Regions from separate parts of the Homo sapiens genome. Here region 2 is linked to region 1. A link is a contact called in ENCODE Hi-C or POLR2A ChIA-PET data. All regions are on one chromosome and are shown on one strand. The core of a region is the stretch at or near the end of the contact, and the rest is flanking DNA. Distances in the headings are between cores, read along the strand shown. Region 1 overlaps TTC7B (tetratricopeptide repeat domain 7B). Region 2 overlaps TTC7B (tetratricopeptide repeat domain 7B).

Region 1 (6,108 bases), core at 1,153-3,652:
ACGCAGCTCCGCACATCCAATCAACATGCTCCAACGGGTTTCAGCCCCCTTCAAGCCCCAGGCTCCCAATCACATCCCTCATTGCTGCTCCAGAGGGATTCTTCTTGCAAGAACTGTGCACCTTCTGTGCCTTAACTTCCTCACTTGCCATTTGCTCTGCAACCCACACCAGATGGCATCCATCTCCACCACGCCACTAAATCCAGTCTCGTTACCAACACTCCCATACATCAGGTCCAGCAAATGCTTTTGTCGCTACATTCCCAACCTCTCAGCGGCACTGCCCACCGGCCACATCCTCCTTAAAAATCGTTATTTTAGTAGTTGTTATGTGTTTGCTGTTATGTGGTTGTCCTAACTCTCTTCATTTAATAGAAGACATAGAGGCTCAGTGGGAGTGGGAATAGCTTGCCCAGGTATTACTGCTAGTGTGTGGCGGGGCCAGGGTTGTAACTGATGAGCCAGACCCAGGTTCTCGCCTTCACCGCATGGGCTCCTTCCTGCCCCCCTGGCTGCCGCGATGCCGTCTGCGCTGCTTTCCTCCCGCCTTGCCGACCACTCCCCTTCAGATGCTGTGGCTCTTCCTCTGCTCCTCAATCTTTTTTTCTTTTTTCAAGGTGGAGTTTCGCTCTTGTTGCTCAGGCTGGAGTGCAGTGGTGCGATCTCGGCTCATTGCAATCTCCACCTCCCAGGTTCAAGCGATTCTCCTGCCTCAGCCTCCCGAGTAGCTGGGATTACAGGTGCCTGCCACCACACCTGGCTACTTTTGTATTTTTAGTAGAGACGGGGTTTCACCATGTTGGCCAGGCTGGTCTTGAACTCCTGACCTCAGGTGATTGACCCGCCTCAGCCTTCCAAACTGCTGGGATTACAGGCATGAGCCACTGCACCCGGCTGTTCCCCAAGCTTTAAATGTGGAGGGGCTCAGTCTCAGTCTGGCCCTTTCACTTCTCCACCTACATTCTCTTCTTAGGCCGTCTTAGCACCTATCTTAGGCCTTTAAAGGGGGCTTTAAATCCCAACTCTTAAAGGTATGTTTCCAGCCCAGTTCTGAAATGTAGACCGGAACATCCAGCCGCCTGCCTGGCATCCTGACTTCCTTGTCCTCAGGCACCCGACACTTCCAAGCTCAAGTGGGACTCTGAAGTCTCTGCCTCCCTGACTCCAACTCATCAGTTCTTCCCCAGGCTTCCTCATTGCAGCAAATGGTGTCACCAGTCACCCACAGACTCAAGCCCCACACTCAGGTTTCCTTCTGTATTCCTCCTTTTCCTTCACCCCTCAACATCCAACCTACAACAAGTCCCATCAGTTCTGCCTCAGAAGGCATCTCAGGGTCCCCTCCTCTTCATCTCCATTGAGACCACAGACCAAGCTGCTGTCCTCTACCACCTGGACCAATGCTCCCAATTTCCTGCTCTGCCGGCGTCCACTTTGACTGCCTTCCATCCATTCTCCACATTTAGCTGGAGTGATTTTTTTTCCGGAGAGGGGTCTTGCTATGTTGCCCAGGCCGGACTCAGGCAATCCTCCCACCTCAGCCTCCTGAGTAGTGCCCAGCTTGGAGTGATCTTTTGAAAGTGGTCCTTTCATGCTCCTGCTTCAAGTCCCTCAGTAGCTTTCCAATGATTTTAGGATTAACTAAAATATCTTAACATGGCTGCCAGGGGTGCTGGCATGACTTGAGCCTGGGCCCTTCTCCTGGCTCCCCTTGGCTGCTTTACTGCTTACTCCTCAGGGTTCATGCCCCAGGGGCCAGTATTCCTCTAACACTCAGAGCTCAGGCTGCCCCCAGGTCTTCCCACATGCTGTTCTATGCCTCCATCGTCCCTGACCTGGTGCTAGTCACTGCTGAGGTCACTGCCCAAGTGTGTGCAGGCCCCCTCTGGCTCCCCTGGTTGGGGGAGGCCTTGTGTTATGAGGGGTCGCAGGGGCCTACAGTGCTCCCCCCAGCACTTGGCACAGGGAGTTAAGTGCTTCTGTCATTGTTCTGTTCCACATCTGCAAATGCCATGAAGGCCAGGAGCTGTGTCTGTCTTCATAACCATAGGACTCCAGTGCCTCGCTCCACTGTGGCAGGTGGAGATGCTGGACGATACTGTGTTGACAACTGAGTGCCTACTGTGGGTTGGAGCTAGGGTTCTGGGGCCACACTGCTTGGGTTTAGATTGTGGCTTTCTAACTCTTTAGCCACGTAACCTTCGGCAAGTGACCTGATAGCTGTGTCTCAGTTTCTTCACCTATGGAATGGGGTGAATACGGGTATTTATACCTCATAAGGTTATTATGAGGACTGAACAAATTAAGACATATTAAAGTCCTTGGAATAGCATCTGACACATCTACAGTGTGTGGTAAACGTTAGCTGGACGGGCTTGACCCTCAGGGACGTCGTGTTCCCTCTCACAGGCGCTCCCTGTACAGTGACTGCACACACCACCTGTCTGGGAACTGTCTTCATCTCGTCACGAATGGGGCAAGGCTACGGGATTACCCCTTGACCCTGCTGATGCAACCTCTGGTGCCTGGGAGGAGTCTGGGCAAAGGCGCCAGGCCAGGCCAGGCCAGGCCAGGGCCAAGGAATTTGTGAGAGTATTACAGCCTTAAATTTCCAGCAGAAATCAGAAAATCTGATCTTGCATATCTAAGAATAGCCGCTGGTTTCAACCATGAGAGGTGCCAAAGTGAAAGCTGTAATTATTAGTAAGTAACAAGCAGAAATTAACCACCTACCGCAAAGTCATTTTTAGCTGCCATCCCAAGGTGGAAATTGAAAAATGGGCACCAAGAAGCTGTTTGGTTTGGAAAAGACCCTGGCTCAGTGCTGAAGGGCTGTGGACATGCGAATTTCCAATGCCAGCAGTAAGGTGTGCACTCAAGGAAGATGAGGAATGGCTCCTGAGGAACCATGTCTTGAGGTGCCACATCCCATGCTCTAATGGGGCTCTCCTGACTTCTGCATAGTGAGACTGCAAAGGTGCTCACTTCTATCCAGCCTGGGCTCCCACATTGTAAAAATGGAGAAAATAACCTTTCTCTGACTTTCTTTACAGAATAGTATATAGACAAATGGCACTGGAACATACCTGGAACTTTTAGGAAAAGAAACCATAAACATGAATAGTTGCTTTCCAAATATCATGGGAGGCACAGATGCCGTAAGAAAAAATTGATAAATTTATTTTAAAAAACGGCAAAAGACAAACAAAAACTAAAAAAAAAAAAAAAAAAAACCCTTGGAAGATGTTTACAGCACCTATTTCAGAGACAAGGCAGATTTCTTTGACACACAATAAGTGCTTAGAAATAAAAAGGAAAAGCTCAGTATCTAAGAAGATAAATGGTCAAAAGCTACGGACAGAAAACTGAAATACCATTTTCTACTTGTCAGACTGGAAAGATCAAGGATTCTGAGAATTCATTGTGTTGGCAAGGGCGTGAGAAAGTGGACGTTAGCACATTGTTGACTGGAATGTAAACTGGTACAATTCTGTGGAAGGCAATGGACAAAACTTATCAAAATTAAAGAGTACACACCCCTTCATCCATCACTTCCACTGTTTAGAGTTTATCTTACAGATAAAAAAAAATACACAGTCAGCCCTCAGTATCCATGGGGAATTGGTTCTGGGACCTCCCTTGAATACCAAAATCCATGGATGTTCTAGTCCCTGATATGAAATGGTGCAGGATTTGCACATCCTCCTGTGTATTTTAAATTATCCTATGCACATCCTCCTGTGTGTTTTAAATCATCTCTAGATTACTTAAAATACCTAATACAATGTAAATGCTATTTAAATAGTTCTTATACTGTATTGTTTAGGGAATAATGACAAGAAGACAAAGTTTGTACTTGTTCAGTACAGACAGATTTTTTTCAGATATTTTTAATGCAAGGTTGGTTAAATCCGTGGGTGCAGAACCTGAGAATGTAAAGGGTAGACTGTGTATAGGGATACTTATTGAAGCATTATCTGTAATGGCAAAATACTAGAGTGGGGGAGCTCAAACCACATAAGGTAAAACCCGACAGTGCGGTGAAAGCTGTTTTCTTCTAAATTTACCTCTTAAAAGGCTATGTGAAGGTATGATATGATTCTACATCTTGACTCAAGCAAAATCGTTGCTTTGAAAGAGTCAACATGGCACAAATTGCCATAATAAGCTAAATGTTATCAGCTGAATTTAAGATTAAAATCTAAATGTTAATCAGTAGAGTATTGGTTAAATGATGGTCTAACCATACAGTAGACATACTCTGTAGCTGTGACAAAGTATAAGTCACCTTACAGGTGCTGATGTGCACTGACCTACCAGGTGGCACATTCAGGGGGTGGTGGGGGACAAAGTACAGCATGTGAGATTTCTGGAAGATGCACAGAACCGGTGACAGTGGTTGCCTGTGGTGGGGGTGACTGAGGCTCAGGGATAAGAGGGAGCCTTTTCACTTTGTGGCTTTTCAATTGTGTGCCATGGACCTATGGAAGGGAGCACCTATCATACAGAAAGTGGGGACCTGCTGTGGGCAAGCATCCCTCATCTCCTGGGCCTGTCCCCTTACAAAGCAGCTGGCGGCACAGGTGTCCTATTCACTATCTCCTTGTCATATACATGCACAGACAAGTGGCCTAGGGACCCTCTGCTACAATAGATTTCTCTGCTGGAAATCCAAGGTCATCTCCGAGTGACCTTTCCTGCAAGCCTCAAATCTGGGTCCACCTCCACTGTGGGCTCCCATCACGAGCTCCCACTGTACTCAGTTCACCAGAAAAAACCACCAGGAGAGAACAGGCCCACAAATGTCACTCAGACACCATGGCTTTGGGTGTCAGGCCTTGATCTAACTAATTTCTTCTAAAGCTTACAAAACTTATGGGCTCTGGCAGTATTGTGGGAGCTGATGATGGACACAGGAAACAGAGGTTACCTGGTTTCCATGAACTGCCAAAAAATTGAGTCACATTTATTTTGCCTCTCAGAGCAGTGGAGCTCAAATCACATAAGGTAAAATCTGGCAGTGCAGTGGAAACTGTCTTCTAAATTTTCCTCTTGAAGGACTATGTGAATATATGATACGATTCTAAATCTTGACTCAAGCAAAGTCATTGCTTTGAAACAGTCGATATGGCACAAATTCCAAAAAGATCCTAATTGACTTCATTCATTCGTCCTACACACAATGCTCACCGTATGCATACAGCACAGTCTGCTCAGGGTTTACAGGGTCGACAGTCACTTTCCATAGTTCAATTCCACCACCTTCTAGAATAGTAAAGCCACACCCATTTGCTAGGAAGGAGAACTTGACTCTGTCCTATGGGCCATGCAATGAGAAACGGATCTTGTGTGATTATATTAAAATTCAAGGACAGCTCCAAGAAGGCTGGGCACGGTGCCTCACACCTGTAATCCTAGCACTTTAGGAGGCTGAGGCAGGCAGATCACCTGAGGTCAGGAGTTCGAGACCAAGCCTGGCCAACATGGTGAAACCCTGTCTCTTCTAAAAATACAAAAATCAGTGGAGCATGGTGGCAGGCACCTGTAATCCCAGCTATTTGGGAGGCTGAGGCAGGAGAATTGCTTGAACCCAGCAGGCAGAGGTTGCAGTAAGCTGAGATCACACCGTTGTACTCCAGCCTGGGCCAAAGAGTGAGACTCCAACCCCCCGAAAAAATAAAATGAAAGGATAGCTCCAAGCTGAATCTTAACCATTAAGTTCTTCAATATTCTAATAATCAGCTACAAAATTTCCTCCCCAACAGTCACGGCAGGCCACGCAAAGTGGGGCAAAGTCTCTGGATAACTGAATTGGGGGCAGCAAGGCACCAGACAGAGCTCTCCTGGAATATGTTGACTTTCAGGTCATTAAGTTTTCTGAGAAACAAGCAAGAGAAGCACCACCTTCGAGGTCAGGGGGGCTAGTTCCACCCTGGAGGGATGGCCTTCAGCCCTTCTAGTGTTTTAGACTCCAGCTCTTCAGAAACCCAACTTTGAGACCAATTTAAAAGGCAACTCTGCCCCTACACCAGCCCCACAAGTTCAGGTTTACCTGGCCTGGACACTAAACCATACTCCTTCCCTTTCTGTTCTCTGTAGTTGTTGTTC
Region 2 (6,767 bases), core at 3,711-6,210, 36 kb after region 1:
AACTTCAACTTCTACTCATGCACATCTTTCTTTAATTCTTCCCAAACCCAGCCAAAACCCCACTTAAATAAGTAAGTCTTCAAGTTTTAACCCCTTATCTTCTCTACTCAGTATGTGCCATATTAGCTGGCATTTGTTGTTAATAATAAAAAGAAGAAAAAGAGAGGGAGGAGCTCCTGCTGACCGAAGGCATCCCACGTGCCAGGCCTTGTGTTTGGCACTTCACACGCTGTCAATGTCCTTGGAAGAAGCTGTCAAGGCAGGTGGTGTCTAACACTCTTCAACAGATATGGAAACTGAAGCTCTGGTGCCCTTTGGTTGTTTTCTGGATGTGATTTTCTTCCTGAGGACAAGAGCCCTGACATCTCTCTCTGCCTCTCTGTAGCCTCACCTCCAGTTCCAAGAATTGTGCTCTGAGTTTGATGGGCCTTAAATCAGCATTTACTCACTGACTACTTTTTCTATAAAGCAAGGCATTTTAGAGATTTCAGCTGGACATCCAGGAGAATTCCTTCACCCTGCATGATGTGATGTCCTCATTCAAAGGTACCTTAGAGGAGGAAAGTCTCTTTTTCATGTGTGAGAGGTGGAATGAAAGTGGTCCTAACCCATCACTGCCCAAGCTCAGGATGGGTTCACACCAAGCGCCCCCAGCGACCCCTCCAAATGGAACATAGGAAGTCCAGGGCGGTGCGGTGCTCCCAGTGGGGCCACGGCTGCAGCCTCCCCATGCCTGGGCTTGCAGAAGCCTGGAATGATGGGACGAGGGCCAGGTAAAGGGAGGAATGTAGTCTCTGATCTACAAGCAGATGAGCATAAAGAGCGAGGCTAGATGTGAGAATAGGGCTCAGCTTCTGCTCAAAAACATCCCAAGAAGCGGAAATGCTTTGGAAGCCTTACCAAGACTGCCTAAATGGGATGGCAGCCGCTCAGGGTGCCTCTGTGGGGATTAAAGACACCAGAAGCTGGCTCCTGCTGAAGCCTGCCCGAGTCCAGAACAAGATGGGAGTACTTTTCCACCAGAATCTCTCACCAAACAGGGGTCAACTGGGAGAGTTGACAAAGGAAGGAGAAGCTGCCAAACAGGTCACCATTGGGTAGAGAGGGTGGTAAGGCATGAGTGCCAAGCAATTGCGGCAAGGGGAGGCCCCATGGAGGACTGTGGGGGGTCCAGGAAGCCGTGCACGTGCTGCACAGGCTGGAGCTCTCTGGGGGCCATGCCAAGAACTCCCCTCCAATGGCGCCTGCCCCCAGAGGAGGTGCCTGCCCCACAGCGGGCAGTGGGGTGCCTCTAATAGCAATGAACTGTGGTTCCTTTAACTGTACCCAAAGGACAGAATGCCAGAGTGCGTCTCTAAGCCTCAGCTTGGGGGAACAGTTTTGAGCAAGCCTTCTTGGCTGGAAAAAGAACTTCTAATTAACATAAAATAACAGCTTTCAAACACTTGACTCAGGATATGGAATTGAAAAGGTGTGGGCTTGCATTTCAGAGAACCAGACAGGAAGAACAATGGTAGAGTGGCTGAGCACAAACGATGGAAAAAAGCACTTGGAAGACCTCTCAAGAGGAACAGCATGAGAGAGGCTGGCAGAGAAAAGGAGCCAGGGACACAGCAGGGACAAAGAGGAAAGCCTGACAGCTGCTGCCTAGGTACGGCTGGGATGATGGGGCAGAGGCCACATGGGTTTGGCTGGGATGATGGGCAGAGGCCACACGGGTTCGGCTGGGACGATAGGCAGAAGCCACATGGGTTCGGCTGGGACGATAGGCAGAGGCCACGTGGGTATGGCTGGGACGATGGGCAGAAGCCACGCAGGTAGGCCACGTGGGTATAGCCAGAATGTTGAGCAGAGGCCACGGGGTACAGCCGGGACGATAGGCAGAGGCCACGCGGGTACAGCCGGGACGATGGGCAGAGGCCACGCGGGTACGGCCGGGACGATGGGCAGAGGCCACGCGGGTACGGCCGGGACGATGGGCAGAGGCCACGTGGGTACAGCCGGGATGATGGGCAGAAGCCACGTGGGTACGGCCGGGACAAGTGGCAGAAGCCATGCGGGTATGGCTGGAATTATAGGCAGAAGCCACGTGGGTACGGCTGGGATGATGGGCAGAAGCCACGTGGGTACGGCTGGGACAAGTGGCAGAAGCCATGCGAGTATGGCCGGAATGATAGGCAGAAGCCACACAGGTTCAGCTGGGACAATGGGCAGAAGCCACACAATTGTAGGCAGTACAATGGGCAGAAACACCTGCCCTGCCCGTCGCCAACACTCCTTGGGATGCCCAAGGGAAAGCAGGAACAGAGCGTGCTGCCTTTCCATCATTTCCTCAAACCTCAGCTTGTTTACAAGATACAAAACAATACTGAAAACAAGCAGTGATGCTCGTCATCCTATTTGCTGAACCTGCTTACACACTTCAAGACTGTTCAAAAACATCTGGCTGGGTGTATGTTACATTAGCACAGAAACGAAGAGTACACAAACAATGATCAGCATTCATTTGCTACAGCTGATACCAAAAAGATATAGATTCGATGTGCTGAGGAAACCCTGAGGCAAAAAGAAAATTATGGAAAAACTTGGGAAAAGTTAACATTTAATACATTTCAATATGTCTAACTGTCAACACGATGAAGAGGGCAGAGGAGATGCAGGTGAGACTGTAAGCTAGCCACACAAAGTTCATGATTCTAATTTTTTTTTTTTTTTTTTTGAGACAGAGTCCCACTCTGTTGCCCAGGCTGGAGTGCGGTGGTGTGATCTTGGCTCACTGTCAACCTCCGCCTCCCAGGTTCAAGCAATTCTCCTGCCTCAGCCTCCCAAATAGCTGGGACCACAGGTGCATGCCACCACACTTGGCCAATTTTTGTATTTTTAGTAAAGACAGGGTTTCACCATGTTGGGCAGGCTGGCCTTGAACTCCTGACCTCAAGTGATCTACCTGCCTCGGCCTCCTGAAGTGCTGGGATTACAGGCATGAGCCACCGTGCCCAGCCATGAATCTAATTTAAAAAATTTATATATTAGCCAGGCATGGTGGCTTAAGCCTGTAATCCCAGCACTTTGGGAGCTGAGGTGGGTAGATCGCTTGAGCTCACAAGTTCAAGACCAGCCTGGGCAACATGGTGAAACCCTGTCTCTACAAAAAAATATAAAAATTAACCAGTTGTGGTAGCGTGCACCTGTAATCCCAGCTACTCGGGAGGCTGAGGTGGAAGGATTGCTTGAGTCCTAGAGGTCAAGGCTGCAGTGAGCTGAGATCATGCCACTACACCACTCTAGCCTGGGTGAAAGAGTGAGACCCTGCCCCCACTTCCCCCCAAAAGAATTATTTTGTTCACAGACTCATTAAAAACTTACAGAAAATTAATGAAGAAAAGAAGAACCTTGCTAAAATACCAATCTAACTCCATTACTGATGACCCAAATCTAGCATTTCATACAATGCCTTTGCGGTCTGGCTCCTGTCCACCCACATGCTTAGCTACCAAAGGATTTGTCCATTGCCCATCACCTACGCCCCCACTCGAGCCGTGGTCAGCTTCCCCCATGTGTCACTCTCCTCCATGACCCTGGGTGTTTGCACATGCTGTTCCCTCTGTTTGGAATATTCTTTCCATCCATTTCTGCCTTTTAAGCACCTACTCATCCTTCAAGATTCAGGTCAAATAGCAACTCCTCACTGAAGCCAGCCTTAAGTAATAGGAGTTAAACCTTCCAAATGGAAACATAATTATAAAAAACACGAGAGCTCACAACTGTGAAATCATAAGCTACAAGCCAGGAAACTTCTGCTTTGAAGACAAGCAAAATAATAACAATAATAACAGCAGCTGCCAGACACTTTAAATATTTAATTCCAGATTCTTAACGACAACCCTGCAAATGAGGCTGAGTTAAGTAATTTGCCCAAATTAACACCACTAGTTATTGGTAGAATGGAAATGTAAACCCAAATCCATGTGAATAAGAAACAGAGAAGGATGATTGAAAATCCCACCATACTACTGGCACTAATGAAGATAGCGGCACTAAAGAAGATCCATTGCCAAATATTTAAAACTCCAAAATGTGCAAAGCTCTGTGCTGGCTATGTTTAATACAAAGTGGTATAAAATACAGTCCCTTGCTTACAAAAAATTTACAATCCAATTGGAGAAAAAGACTTGACCACTACTATTGGGCAGGATTTCTAGTTTTGGGCCAGATGATGGCCCTGAAACTTGAGTAGGGCTGCAGGTGAGCAGGCGTTTGGGCTACCAGGGTGTTGCTCCTGGGATCTTTCATATACAGTTCTTTAAAGAACAATCACATTTGGCTGGGCGCTGTGGCTCACGCCTGTTGTCCCAGCACCTTGGGAGGCCAAGGCAGGCAGATCACTTGAGGTCAGGTGTTTGAGACCATCCTGACCAACATGGTGAAACCCCGTCTCTACTAAGAATACAAAAATTAGCCAGACGTAGTGGCACACATCTGTAGTACCAGCTACTCAGGAGGCTGAGGCAGAAGAATTGTTTGGACCCAGGAGGCGGAGGTTGCAGTGAACCAAGATGGCGCCACTGCACTCCAGCCTGAGCGACAGAGACAGACTCTGTCTCAAACAACAAAACAAAAACAAAACAAAACAAAACCCATGAGTGTGCCTGTATGCATATGCGTGTGCGTGTATATGTGTGCATGTGTGTGTGCGCGTGCGCGTGTGTGTGTTTTGTGACTTGTCTTTCATCTAAAAGTCTGGTGCACATAAAATCTGGTTTTTTGAAGGACCTCGTTAATCAAAGTTTTACTTTTCATTAAAACAAATAGAAATACTATTTTACTGTACTTCTGGAATATTTTAAGAATCTCAAGATAACTCTTGAAATAACAACTATGTTTGGATAGGGCAGGGCTTAGAAAGAAGACACAACTGCCCCTGGGGAAGCTCTGGGGCACGCGGCATTGTGACTGTCCAGTGTTCACCTCAGGAAATGAGTCAGAGCGGCACTTGTCAGGGCCATGCTCGGTGTCTCATGCCATTCCCCAGGAAGACTTCGCTGACTCGCTGGAAACTGCTCCCAACCACTGGACATGCACCTCTAGTACCTCACACCCTAGTTTAGTTTTAGCCTTGGCCCCACCCCAGTGAGTCCCAGACTTGGGCAGGGGCCAAAGATAGAGTGAAAAGGGCAGATATTTCTGAATTCTGAGCCGTCCGAAGAACTCTCGATGAAAATAAGTTAGAGAAGTTCAGAGAAATACTAAAGTAATAATTCCCTCCCATCTTCTGTGTCAGTATAAAAAATGTGCTGATTATATCAAGGAAGAAACACACATATTAATACACAAAACCTTCACTAATTAGGTGATCCGTGAATGCTGCAGTCTTAGTAACTGCTTTAGAGGTAACATCACGGGAACCTTGAACATTTCGTATCTTGTGCTGATCTGTGTTTGCGAGCTCCTGGGCTCTGCATGCCAGGGACCTGCTCTTTCTTTGTTTATCTACTGAATGCAGGCAGGAATGCAAAATGGCTGTGCAGAAAAGCATGCGGGATCTGCCCAAGCGGGGCAGCGGCTGAGGGGGCCCTGGATACCTTCCCCATCTCTTGCTGCCTCCTGTCCAGATCGGGGGAGCTGGAGTGAGGCTGGCTGTCAAATATCCGAAGGAAAGTGAGCATCTGTCACCAGGTAAGAGAAATAATGGATCAGGCTGAAGGGGGCAGGGGGCAAGTATGTTGAAATTTTAACTTGAGAAGGCTGTTTGGCAACTGGCCAATCAGAATGGTAAGAGAAGTCAAAAGAGATGTGCCAGTAGCATGTCGTGACCGGGAGAAGGCAGATGGGAATGTGAAACCAGAGAACTCGGCTGGGAACAGAGAGTCTGAGATCAGCCCAGTGCTGCCCAAGGAGAGGGATGTCATCGAATCCATCGACCCAGGCCCTCAGCAGGGAGGAGGGATTCCTTTCAGGTTCCCATGTGGCTGGAAGGAAACTGATCGCAATTCATTTTCACCACCATTTCTGAGGGCCCACCGTATGCTGCTCTTGGAGCCACTGCTCTCCTGGCTGGGTTTCCAAAGCACCCCAATCTCAGAAGGTGTTATATCTCTGCAAACAGCAGCCTCTGGTCCCAGGCTGAGTCACTGTCACTGAAAATCAATACCGTCACTGGCCCGACCTCCGCCAGGTGAGCCTATGATGCTGGGATGACAGCTGTGCACGTCCTGGAGCTGGGAGGCCTCAAATCACCCCGAGGCCCCTCTGGCAACAGCTGGAAGGGATGAGAAAGGATGGAACAGGTCATGTGACCATTCCCACTAGATACCAAATACTGCATGGGGCCTCCCAAAATGCACATCCTCAATAATGTCACGTGAATAATCGAATTCCTCAACGGTTACACAGGAAATAAACAATTCTTAGATCATCTGGCTTACCCAATTGCTGCATTGATGTGCTATTCATTGGGGTTCATTAGAAAACATATAGATGTTTCCAATTAACCCAAAGCTGGAAAAGGCCTTGAGGTCAAATAATACTTTGCTACTCAGAGTGTGTCCAGGGCAGGCAGCCTCAGAATCCCCTGGGAGCTTGCAAGAAATAGAAGAATCTCCAGGTTCTCCACTCACCTTAGACTTACTGAGTCAGAATCTGCATGTAACCAGATCACAAGGGGATTCATGCGCAAATTTAACGTCAAGAAGCACCGCTCTCATTCATAACTCTCCATCCTAACCTGCCATGGTCTGATTTTAAAAAGAAAAAAGACTTCCCAGGGA

What was found. A loop is a pair of places that touch in the nucleus more often than their neighbours do. ChIA-PET counts read pairs that join two places held with the same protein, here RNA polymerase II (POLR2A). Pooled maps may share reads with other maps.
Region 2: a map of gastrocnemius medialis shows a loop between it and region 1 (7-fold over the local background). The contact joins two enhancer-like sites. A Hi-C loop is called at or near these places in 3 of 168 maps with a recorded cell type or tissue (cardiac septum, gastrocnemius medialis and mesothelial cell of epicardium) and 2 of 50 pooled maps. POLR2A ChIA-PET finds 5 or more read pairs at or near these places in 2 of 52 experiments (H1 and T-cell).

The regions. Positions count from the first base shown.
Region 1 is chr14:90,585,674-90,591,781 of GRCh38, forward strand. The region is part of intron 18 of TTC7B (tetratricopeptide repeat domain 7B); the gene reads right to left. Among named protein-coding and RNA genes, the nearest start is that of TTC7B-AS1, 54 kb to the right of the region's middle. Within about 2 kb of position 2,403, at least 2 of the 41 ENCODE cell types and tissues checked have a DNase peak (open chromatin) inside an H3K27ac peak, as active enhancers do; they include gastrocnemius medialis, where a contact is called at or near this core.
Region 2 is chr14:90,619,417-90,626,183 of GRCh38, forward strand. The region is part of intron 15 of TTC7B (tetratricopeptide repeat domain 7B); the gene reads right to left. Among named protein-coding and RNA genes, the nearest start is that of TTC7B-AS1, 20 kb to the right of the region's middle. RefSeq lists an enhancer at 6,003-6,635. Within about 2 kb of position 4,961, at least 11 of the 41 ENCODE cell types and tissues checked have a DNase peak (open chromatin) inside an H3K27ac peak, as active enhancers do; they include gastrocnemius medialis, where a contact is called at or near this core.